2 separate regions of the Homo sapiens genome follow, and region 1 is linked to region 2. The links are chromatin contacts, found by Hi-C or POLR2A ChIA-PET in ENCODE. All regions are on one chromosome and are shown on one strand. Each heading gives the region's core, a stretch centred on a gene start or an enhancer-like site at or near the end of the contact. The rest is flanking DNA. Distances are from core to core; before and after follow the strand shown.

Evidence for each region. A loop is a pair of places that touch in the nucleus more often than their neighbours do. ChIA-PET counts read pairs that join two places held with the same protein, here RNA polymerase II (POLR2A).
Region 1: a loop to region 2 is called in a map of ascending aorta, with 6 times the contacts of the local background. The contact joins two enhancer-like sites. A Hi-C loop is called at or near these places in 1 of 168 maps with a recorded cell type or tissue (ascending aorta). POLR2A ChIA-PET finds 5 or more read pairs at or near these places in 1 of 52 experiments (AG04450).

The regions. Positions count from the first base shown.
Region 1 is chr3:149,573,835-149,579,300 of GRCh38, forward strand. The region is part of intron 2 of WWTR1 (WW domain containing transcription regulator 1); the gene reads right to left. Among named protein-coding and RNA genes, the nearest start is that of WWTR1-IT1, 75 kb to the right of the region's middle. RefSeq lists enhancers at 335-961, 962-1,588, 1,589-2,215. Within about 2 kb of position 1,782, at least 24 of the 41 ENCODE cell types and tissues checked have a DNase peak (open chromatin) inside an H3K27ac peak, as active enhancers do.
Region 2 is chr3:149,007,333-149,012,490 of GRCh38, forward strand. It overlaps GYG1 (glycogenin 1), which reads left to right. Exons shown (of 8, transcript NM_004130.4): 5 at 1,944-2,070. Among named protein-coding and RNA genes, the nearest start is that of GYG1, 18 kb to the left of the region's middle. RefSeq lists an enhancer at 1,076-1,576. Within about 2 kb of position 2,544, at least 6 of the 41 ENCODE cell types and tissues checked have a DNase peak (open chromatin) inside an H3K27ac peak, as active enhancers do.

The DNA.
Region 1 (5,466 bases), core at 532-3,031, 570 kb after region 2:
GGCCTCCAGCTTTGCCTACCACCTTCCAAATCACATTGCAGGTCACTCCTGGTACCTTAGAGACTCTGTCCCACTCCATCAAACTCTTCCTTTAGTGAAAGTTTGTGATATATATATATATATGATGAGTAGATTCATCCCGTTCCTCTACTTTGTTTTATAAACAGTATCAGAAATCTTCCTTCTCCTCCTTCTCCTTCTTTTTTGTTTTTTCGAGACATGATCTTGCTCTGTTACCCAGGCTGGAGTACAGTGGCATAATCATGGCCCATTGCAGCCCCGACATCCTGGGCTGAAGCAATCTTCCCACCTTGGCCTACTGAGTACCTGGGACCACAGGCACCTGCGACCACACCTGGCTCATTTTTTTTAAAAAATTTTTTTTGTAGAGGTGGGTGTCTCCTTATGTTGCCCAGGCTGGTCTCGAACTCCTGAGCTCAAGTGATCCTCCCACCTCAGTCTCCCAAAGTGCTGGGATTACAGGCACAAGCCACCGCACCCAGCCCAGTATCAGAGATCTTTCCATATCCATCAAAGACAACAAACATGATAGAAGAAACTGAATGTTAGCCCTTTGTTTTGGGCCTCACAACCAGGTGGGTCTCTTCCAGTCAGGCCCCCACCATTGACCTTCCTTAGACATACAACAAAAGGAGCATGATTGTTGTTTCTGTTAAACACACCTCACTTTTGAATAACAATGGCCTCCTTTGAATCTTTAAGGTAGGAAACCACTTTTACTTTCGTTATGTTTAATCAGTCTAGAAACTTCCTTGCATTGAAGTTGTATTTGTCTTGTTTTCTTTTCAGTCTGTCTCCTCATTTTTAAATGCTTCCTCTGCTAAAATTGTTATTCAGATTTCTTAATGCAAGACTTGAAGGTATTGCCAAGGGGAACTCATCCATTGCCTTGCGTGAAAACTTGGGTCTAAAGGTCTAAGGTTTTAGAATAAATGTGATTAAAAAAAAAAAAAAAAAGGCCGGGGGCGGTGGCTCACGCCTCTAATCCCAGCACTTTGGGAGGCCGAGGCGGGTGGATCACCACAGGTCAAGAGTTCGAGACCAGCCTGGCCAACATGGTGAAACCCCAGCTCTATTAAAAATATAAAAAGTAGCCGGCATGGTGATGCACGCGTGTAACCCCAGCTACTCGGGAGGCTGAGACAGGAGAATCGCTTGAACCCGGGAGGTGGAGGTTGCAGTGAGTTGGGATCATGCCACTGCACTCCAGCCTAGGCAGCAGAGTGAGACTCCATCCCCCCCAAAAAAAAAAGATGGGGAAATACTGAAGTAAAGAGATGAAAATCATTTCCCTAAGTATAAAGTAAATAATAATAAAAACAATAGTTTTAGTTTACACTTTCAGTTTCACAATTGTAGTTCTGTTTAAAGCTTTCATAAAATCCATCAACTTCTGGGCAGGTGGAAACTCATAGCCAGCCTCAGGCTTGTCACAGGCCTTCCAAGTGAGGAACTAATTGATGAGGATGTCAAAATTAAGTAACTCCCTTTAGCAAAATAATTAGACCTAAGAAATGCTTTGATTATTCCTTCAGAACTCATTCTATTAAAGCAGCATGTTTTCCAAGGCAGACATGTGCTACATAAATAGTTTTCACTCTGGTACCAGAAGGAAAAGAATCCTTCTCTCTTTCATAAACCTTTCTTAGACTCTCTGACATCATGGATATTGATGCTGTGCTAGAACCAACATCAGCACAGGCCCCGGTGAGATGTGGAAATATACATCATTTGCTGGAAGATGTTCAAGGACACTTCCGTGGTCAGAATTTCAGCTACCAGCTCTAGGAATAATACAGGAGCTGGAATGATGCATTCCTAAATGCTCGTCCCCCACTCTCCCCTCCCGTTCTGAACAAGTGGGCTGTGGCTCCTGAATGCGGCAAGAGCAGGAACATCTAGCATAGGAAGCCCAGCATCTGAAGTGGCAGATGAGCTCATCTTGCCCCAGGAGTGCCAGCACAGCTTGCCAGCCTAAATCCCCTGGGACAGAGTGTGGGGCCTTCTGGGTGGACCTCATCCTGACAGTTCTGACCGAGCTTACCCATGGCTTGAAGTCCCAGCACTCCTGCAGTGCAGTGGGAGCCTCCACGGCCCACCCTTCAAACTCCACACCCAGCCAACACATTTAAAGGAGTTTTGTTCCCAGTGGATTTGTTAATTAAAAGTGTCACTCACAGCATTCCCCAAAGGCTGGAGTACAAGAGGGAGCCTTTCTTAAGTGAGCAGTTCTCATTGCTCCAAAACAACTCTGAGAAGAAAGCCCAAATTCCTGGCTCTGCAGACCAGTCGACCTGACATCAGCTGTAAGGCTGCGCTAACATGGTGTCAAGAGTGGCTCCCAGGCTGAATGCAACAAGTAAGAGTGAGCTATTGCTCACAAGAGGCACTTAATACAGCCTTGATGATTTCATCTGAAAACTAAATTCTCCTATTGTTCTAATCACTTAGTGCCTCAGGCTCCAGCTCCCCCTACTTCCCACCACTTCCCAAACCCAGGATACGCCATTCACTCTTTCACTCTGCTGTCTCATCTCTGCTCCCTCTCTCAATGTTACTGAGTCATTTCCTTTCTCGTATTTCACAGTGTAATCTCAGTGTTTGCCAGGACCCACAATTTAGCTAGATTAATCCCCACTTCCCCGCTACTCCCACCTCCTTCCTGGCTTCACTCCCTTGCTTAGTCTACTTCAAGAAAAACTCTCTGCTGTTTTAAAAGTATAACTTCCCTTGGAAATGCACACACATATACAAATATATTTAACCTGCCTATATATGTGTATTGTATAAATACATACACTGTACAGGTTTCATATTTGAAAATGGAACAAAAAAGGAAAAAGAAACATATCAAACTATTTATGGTGATATATGCAAATAACAGGCTCACTGGTAATTTTTTTTTTCTTATCTAAACTGCTTTGTACTTTCCAGATTTTTAGCAGTGATTATGTATTGTTTTCACAACCAGTAAAAACAAAAATACTAATGAAGGTACAAAAAGACAAAAAAGAAAATTGATGCATGAATACACAGGTCATAAGGTATAAGCAGCACTTTGGGAGGCCGAGGTGGGCAGATCACCTGAGGTTGGGAGTTCGAGACCAGCCTGACCAACATGGAGAAGCCCTGTCTCTACTAAAAATACAAAATTAGCCGGCTGTGGTGGCACATGCCTGTAATCCCAGCTACTCAGGAGGCTGAGGCAGGAGAATTGCTTGAACCCAGGAGGCGGAGATTGTGGTGAGCCGAGATCGCACCATTGCACTCCAGCCTGGGCAACAAGAGAGAAACTCAGTCTCAAAGAACAAACAAACAAACAAACAAAAAGAGTTCCTGAAGATAAACTACACTTTTGGCTCCTATCTTCGTGTGGCTCAAATCAGGGGACAAATGGAATCAATCACCTGATCCCATGCTGTTTATAAAGAAAAAGAATAGCAGTTCCTACGGGGAAGAAAAGCTTTTCTTGACAGTAAACATTTTTTTCCTCGACTTAAAAAAAAGAAAAATCCTCTACAAGTGCTTCCCATGGAGAGCCCTGGTGGTATGTGGGGTTAACGGTACCTGTAACAAATATAAGCGGGAGTGGGCTTTTTCCCCTTCCTTCAAGAGCCCCTTGGACCACTACTTCCCAGACAGCCTCCTTCTCTCAGTCCCAGAAAGACCAACCAATTCCTGGCCTCCAATTACATTATGAGTCTCTGCTTAGAGAACTGCCCAGGTTGGACAAAAGCATGGAGTTTGCTAAGGGGCAAGAAAGGTCACCACGTCTCTGAGAAGATATTTGGCTGGAAATGGTAGGTTATGAAAAACCATGTCGTGTGAAATCAGTTTTCCCTCATGGATTAATATTTTCCTCCAGAAAGACGCAAATGTAGAAAGCCATTTTATTTAACAGGTAAATTGTGTGTTTGGGGTTAAAATGTTTTGAAATTGGTGGGGTGGCACTCCCACCCTCCAAGTCACCCTCCCCTCAGACTGGCCTCCCCATCAGCCTGCGGAGGGGGTGTTAACTTTGCTCCAGTTTCCTCCTCTCAAGCCACTGCTACCTCCTTCTACCTCCTTCATGACCTTTCACCTTGATGAGGGCAATGGCCTCTGGGCTTCCCTTCTGCCAATCTTTCTGGTTTTCCTCCCTTCCTCCTTCCCTCCCCCCACCCTCTCTGCCTGACAATCCATTCACTATCTCACCTCCAGGCACATATCCCAAGGACACCTGGTATCCAAGTCCCCCTGGGTCACCATGGCCCATGAAATAACAGCACAACTCACATAGGCATCTCCCAGACACAGCAGCCTACTGCCAGACTCTGTGGGCTCTGCAAAGACCACACGCAGTTGTGGAGTCACATATACCTGGGTGCCCGGGTTTAATATTAGCTCTGACCCTGTGTGATCTAATTGGATATCCTAGTCACACTACCCATATGCATGAGACAGGGGTAAAAAAGCTAACAATATACTGGTTCCTCACTGTGAGGATAAAGCAGGTCTGTTCTGGGAATATTATGACCACCAAAGTCACTTACAGATTTCATGGCCAGTTCTCCTGGCTTCCCAAACTCACTCAGCAGTGAGTGCAGAGAAGGCAGCTCTGGCCTTCCAAGGTTGGCAACACTTGGTTCAAGTTTTTTCAACAACCATAGATCGTATACCTATTATGCATGATGGGTGATGTACTGGTTAGGTGTAAAAATCAAAAACATTGTGCAAACATAGTAAAGGCAAAGATAAAAATCTTATCTGTAAAAATAGAATAATCAGGCCGGGCACAGTGGCCTGTAATCCCAGCACTTTGGGAGGCCGAGGCGGGTGGATCACCTGAGGTCGGGAGTTAGAGACTAGCCTGGCGAACATGGAGAAACCCTGTCTCTACTAAAAATACAAAATTAGACAGGCATGGTGGTGCTACTCGGGAGGCAGAGGCAAGAGAAACACTTGAACCGGGGAGGCGGAGGTTGCAGTGAGCTGAGAGAGCGCCATTATTGCACTCCAGCCTGGGCAACAAGAGTGAAACTCCATCTCAAAAAAAATAAAATAAAATAGAATCCTCCAGCTTCTTACCACCCAGGAAAAGGCCTGGTGTTTTTGGATGAATTTACCCACACTAACTTTATGATGAAGGAAGCCGTATAACAAGGACTTTCTGAAATAGAGAATCCCATGTAATGTATTTTGTATTGCTGGAAGCATACAAAGATATAAAAATAGGAATGATTACAAGTGCTTCATTTTGAAAGAATTTAAAACTATTAGCAGCATGTTGCTTATTTCTATGGGCAAAGATTTTGTCTTCAAACATAAGTGTTTTGTCTTTTTTCTGCCCACCATTTATTTAATAAATGAGAGTTTCATACAGTGTCAGACATCAGGGCTCCCCTCCATCAGCAGAGTGGTTAGGACGGGACCTGGAAGCAGCCTCCAAACTGCCTCTTCTTTTGC
Region 2 (5,158 bases), core at 1,294-3,793:
TTTTATAACAGTGAAGCATATTCTGTTGCCATCTTTATTGTCCTTTAGAACTTATAAGAGTGAAACTGATTTTCTGTTGTTCGTCCTTTGAGGAACAGAGACCTGTCAGGGGTGCTGTTTAAGGAGGGGTTTCCTCAAGACAATAAGTGAACGCCTTTGATTCTTAGAGTTGATTGAAGGTATTTGGAAAGGATAGAATACGCAGAGGGTGGATAAGGTACACTTGGACTTTAAACCTAAAGTCCTGATCTTACTACTTAACTCCAAAAATTAAATAGATCTCTAGATTTTTAAAGTCTCCTTGAAAAGTAAGGAAAATTGAATAGTAACGACAGCCGACTGGACTTGCTGTATGTTGAGAAACGACCTGGATTTTTTGGCAAAGGAGACTGAGGAGAGGAGTGACTATGCAGTATTCCTGCCTGATGCTTAGAGCAGGTGTCTGCCTGCCTGCCATCCCCATACACACTCGCACATATGCACTCATGCACATGCACACACATCGTGAACTCCTGTTCTGCTGCTTGGGAGACTCTGGTTCTGAGTGTGTTTTCTGAAATCTCATGAGTCTAAAATAGAAAGCACATGAAATATATGGAAGAATGTGTCTTGTATTGTTTTTATTTCTTTTGAATGAATGGCCATGATCCCCGCTTTCTGAGGAAGATATGAAGTCCAGGAGCCCCAAGGGCTGAGCAGACACTTTGCTGTATCATTGTAGCTGACGCTGGCCACAGTGGTGACTGAGCAGGATCTGCCCAGAGACTTTTGGTCAGTGGTGGGAGAGTGCACCATAGGGGTAATGTGGCCTTCTGGGCCCTCTGTTGATAAGCCAACAGTTGTGGGCCCTGGAAAACAATTCCATTGTTCCAGTTTGCTCTCTTTTACTTTTTGATTCTTTTTGTCCTGTTATACTCAGGGGAAAGTCTGAAATCTTTAACTGGAAATAAAGTGTACAACCTGATCCCTATGTGGTCTGGTCCCTGCCGCCTTCTCTGAGACTCACCTGGTGCCATGCAACTCATTCCCGCCGAGTCCACTTACTCAGGCCACCTTCCAGGCCTTCTATCCATAGCCTCATGCTCCTGCCCGCCACAGGTCGGTGGTGTGCACTATTTTTGTTCTGCCTGGGACACGGTCCCCCGTCTTTCCCCCATCGGCATTTTTCAGGTATGCCTGTGCACCCCTCAGATATTGGTTTAAACACAACTTCCTTGTGGAAGCCTTCCTTCGCCCATCAGATGTAGCTCAAGCCACTTCCACGTGTGCCTGTAGTGCCACGTACATTCCTTCACTGCATTCATCTCCATCTGTGTGATGTTTGTTGATTTGATTTGCTGCTGTTGGTGTCTCCCACCTGACCCTTGTGAAGACAGTGACCATATCTCTTTGTGCACTGTTGACTCTGCAATGCCTAGTACAGTATCTGGTACATAGTAGCTGCTCAATAGATATTTGTCGAATTAATGAGTTAAATCAGGGAAATGGCCACTCCTTAAAATGTTTTTAATTGGTGTGTCAAGGAACTTAACTCAAAAATGAGGGCCGGGCGTGATGGCTCACGTTGGTAGTCCTTGCACTTTGGGAGGCCAAGGCAGGTGTATCACTTGAGATCAGGGGTTCGAGTCCAGCCTGGCCAACACGGTGAAACCCCATCTCTACTAAAAATAACAAAAAATTGCCTGACGTGGTGGCATGCACCTGTAGTCCCAGCTACTCGGGAGGCTTAGACAGGAGAATTGCTTGAACCCAGGAGGCAGAGGTTGCAGTGAGCTGAGATCGTGCCACTGCACTCCAGCTTGGGTGACAGAGCGAGACTCCGTCTCAAAAAAAAAAAAAAAATGGAATTAGTGTCTATTTTTAAAGGTCCAGTTATGTGCTCCTATAAAATTATTAAACTGTCTAGAGATCTGTTAACTAATTTATATATTTTTTTCTTTTAGGTGGGGACCAAGGCATACTGAACACATTTTTTAGCAGCTGGGCAACAACAGATATCAGAAAACACCTGCCGTTTATTTATAACCTAAGCAGCATCTCTATATACTCCTACCTCCCGGCATTTAAAGTGTAAGTGCAGATGGTTTAACTATTGTTGGAGATGTTGAGGGCAGAGAATTGGGGTGTACAATTTTGGGGCTGCTTCATTGTCATTCCGAGGGAAATAACAGATAGACACTTTGAGGAAAGTTTCTCTTGTAAGAACCGTGGCTGCAATGGGGAGAGGCCTTGATGTTATCGGTTGCCTCATGCTTGACCCTAGGGTCCTTAGTTGCCTTTGGGACAAGGTTCCCATCAGTTTCTGGGGTTCATGGCCCTCTGGTAAGTTATTAATATGTCATGGTCAAAAACACAGACTCTTAAGCTCTGCAGACTTACAACTTGGAGGAGCTGAGTTTGTGCCCTAACTCAATGTCTTCCCCATACTGGCTGCTGAGCTTTGGTTTCCTTCACCTGCAAAAAGGTGTTAAAAGCTCCCTCATAATTGTTGTGGGGATTAAGCCAGATGCAGGCAGCAGTGTGCTGCTGTGGCTAAGAATAAGGGCTCTGGAGCTGGATGACCTCACTTCACATCCTGCAGTGACCACTTCCTGGCCTACTTACTGAACTTCTTTCTGCCTCCATGTCTTCATAGGGTTATTGTGGGTAGTAAGGGAGGTAATCATGTAGCATGGTTAGAAGAGGGCCTGGTCTACCCAACTGCTCAGTACACGTTAGATTGTTAGTCATTTTTATTTGAGAGAAGCAATATAGTGTTCAGAGTAATTCGTAAACCAGAAAGGCAGGGCATATGTCCTCACTCTGTCATTTATCTGCTACATGACTTAAGACTTGGTGCCTCAGCTCCTCCATATGTAAAACGAGGAGGAAAATAGTACCTACCTCATAGGGTTGTCAGGAGGATGAAACAAATTAATACATATAAAGTGCTCAGTGGACATTTGTTGTTTTTGGTAACGTGCTTGTTTAGCACGCACAGTCCCTGGTGCAGTTCTTTTTTTTTTTTTTTTTTGAGACGAAGTCTCACTTTGTTGCCCAGGCTGGAGTGCAGTGGCATGATCTTGGCTCACTGCAACCTCCACCTCCTGGTTCAAGTGATTCTCCTGCCTCAGCCTCCCTAGTAGCTGGGATTACAGGCACGTGCCACTACACACGGCTAATTTTTGTATTTTTAGTGGAGATGGGGTTTCACCGCATTGTCCAGGCTGGCCTTGAACTCCTGACCTCAGGTGATCTGCCCACCTTGCCTTCCCAAAGTGCTAGGATTACAGGCATGAGCCACTGCTCCCGGCCCCTGGTGCAGTTCTGATACACCTTACAACTAATACAGCCTTGCTGCACTGTTTATCTCACTGTTAGGGACAGGATCCTATTATTTAGCCTCTGACTCATTTGTGTTTAACTAAGAAGATGATTTAGATTTCTTGAACAGGGGACTAGCTGTCAGGTCGATCCTGAGACAGTTGTGAGCAGCACAGCCCTTCACTGAGTTGGGCCAATCTCTGTCCCATATGGACATTCCTGAGTTAGCGGAAAACAAAGGGCCTTTCACTCCTCATATTTCATTATCCAAAGTCCTCTCCGTAAGTCTTACACCACGGTAATAAGCATGTCTGGCTTTTTGTAGCAGCAATGTTTCCTTTTCTGTTCTTTTCTGGGAAGACTCTATCAACATCCTCCAGATAAGGATTAGAAGCATCTCATGTTCTTTCCTCCCTAACTGTTCCCTTGGTATATGTCTCCAACATATTACATTCTCTTCCCTTTGTACAATGGGAACAAGCAGACTCTTAAACACACCAACTGTGTTCTGAGTAAAGCAGACAACAGGATTCACTGTCAAGGGAGGAATAGGAGAAGCATTATTTTCACCTCTCAGTCCTTGGCCTTGTAAAATACAAACGTGTCTCACATGGAAATGTGAACCTGATCCATTTTAATCCTTACTTATAACCCTGCTAGTCTGAATAGTGTTCTTGCAAACCATGACAGTGTGACCCCTAGAGCCGAATTTGTCTATAATAGGACATTTGCTTATAGTTTAATTGACTGAATTCAGTTTAGCAAGCAAAAAGTTGACAGTGCAGAGGAGAAAGACTTTTGAATAGTATGACCATTCCACTCAGTCCTGCACAGTGAGCATGTGGTTCTGTTTGACTCCATCTGATTTCCACCTTAGCACCATTGAGCACGTTGTACCTTTCGGGGATAGCCTGGTTTATGCAGACACTGCTTGCAGTACTTTTATTTTAACACACAAGAAGCAGGTGGAGCAGAGTTAAGTTTTGAGGGGTAAGACAGACTTAATTTGCTAGAACCTTGGCCCTTTCTCTCAAGAACCCAGTTGATTTTATATCCTCCAAATGAATTGCCCCCAAAAAACCAGTTAGAGATCTAAATTACTGAAACAGGATGGTTTTCTTCTTCCTGGCTCAATGAATGAGTGCTAATTTTGGAAATCCCCCGGGTTTATTGTAACCATAGAGAATATGACACACTGGGAAAGTTGGGAACAACTCCGTCCATTAGCCGGATTTCAGCTGGCCCAGGGCCGGCTGGAGATGCTGCTGCTTCAGTGCAGCTTGTGGGGGTCAGCTCTACGTTTCTGTGATAAGGCTGCTCAGAGCCATGCTTTGTCTTGCCCATTGCTGCCTATTGAGGAATATTGAAACCAGATCACAGAACTCATTTTCCCTTCCCTCTGCCAGAAAATATATTTGCTTTTCTTGTGGAGACCCATCCAGAGACATTTTTCCTTATATTCTTTTATATTTGGGAAAGGCTGAAAAGGTACAGGTAGTTACATTTCTTTTTTATTATAAGGTAATATAAAATTGTAGTCCAAATGTTTTTTAAATGAAAGTAACCCATTACAAGCATTTCGGTCATCATTGCTACTCTCCAAAGATCCCTGTGAATTTGAAGGCCCACTCTTGGGTTCAGAATAACCTTGGTGGTCTCCAGGACTAAGTAGCCCTATAGTATGCTGGCCTTCCCTAGGACAGCATGGGTGGTGGCAGGTGGAATTAGAGACCATGGAGTGGTCTGGAGCAACTTCGGCTTCATGGAAGGAAGAATGGAGTGTTTGTCTTGCCAACTCCAAATAACCATGCACTAGGATGTCCCCAAAGCAGTATTTAGACACCCCAGAATCTTA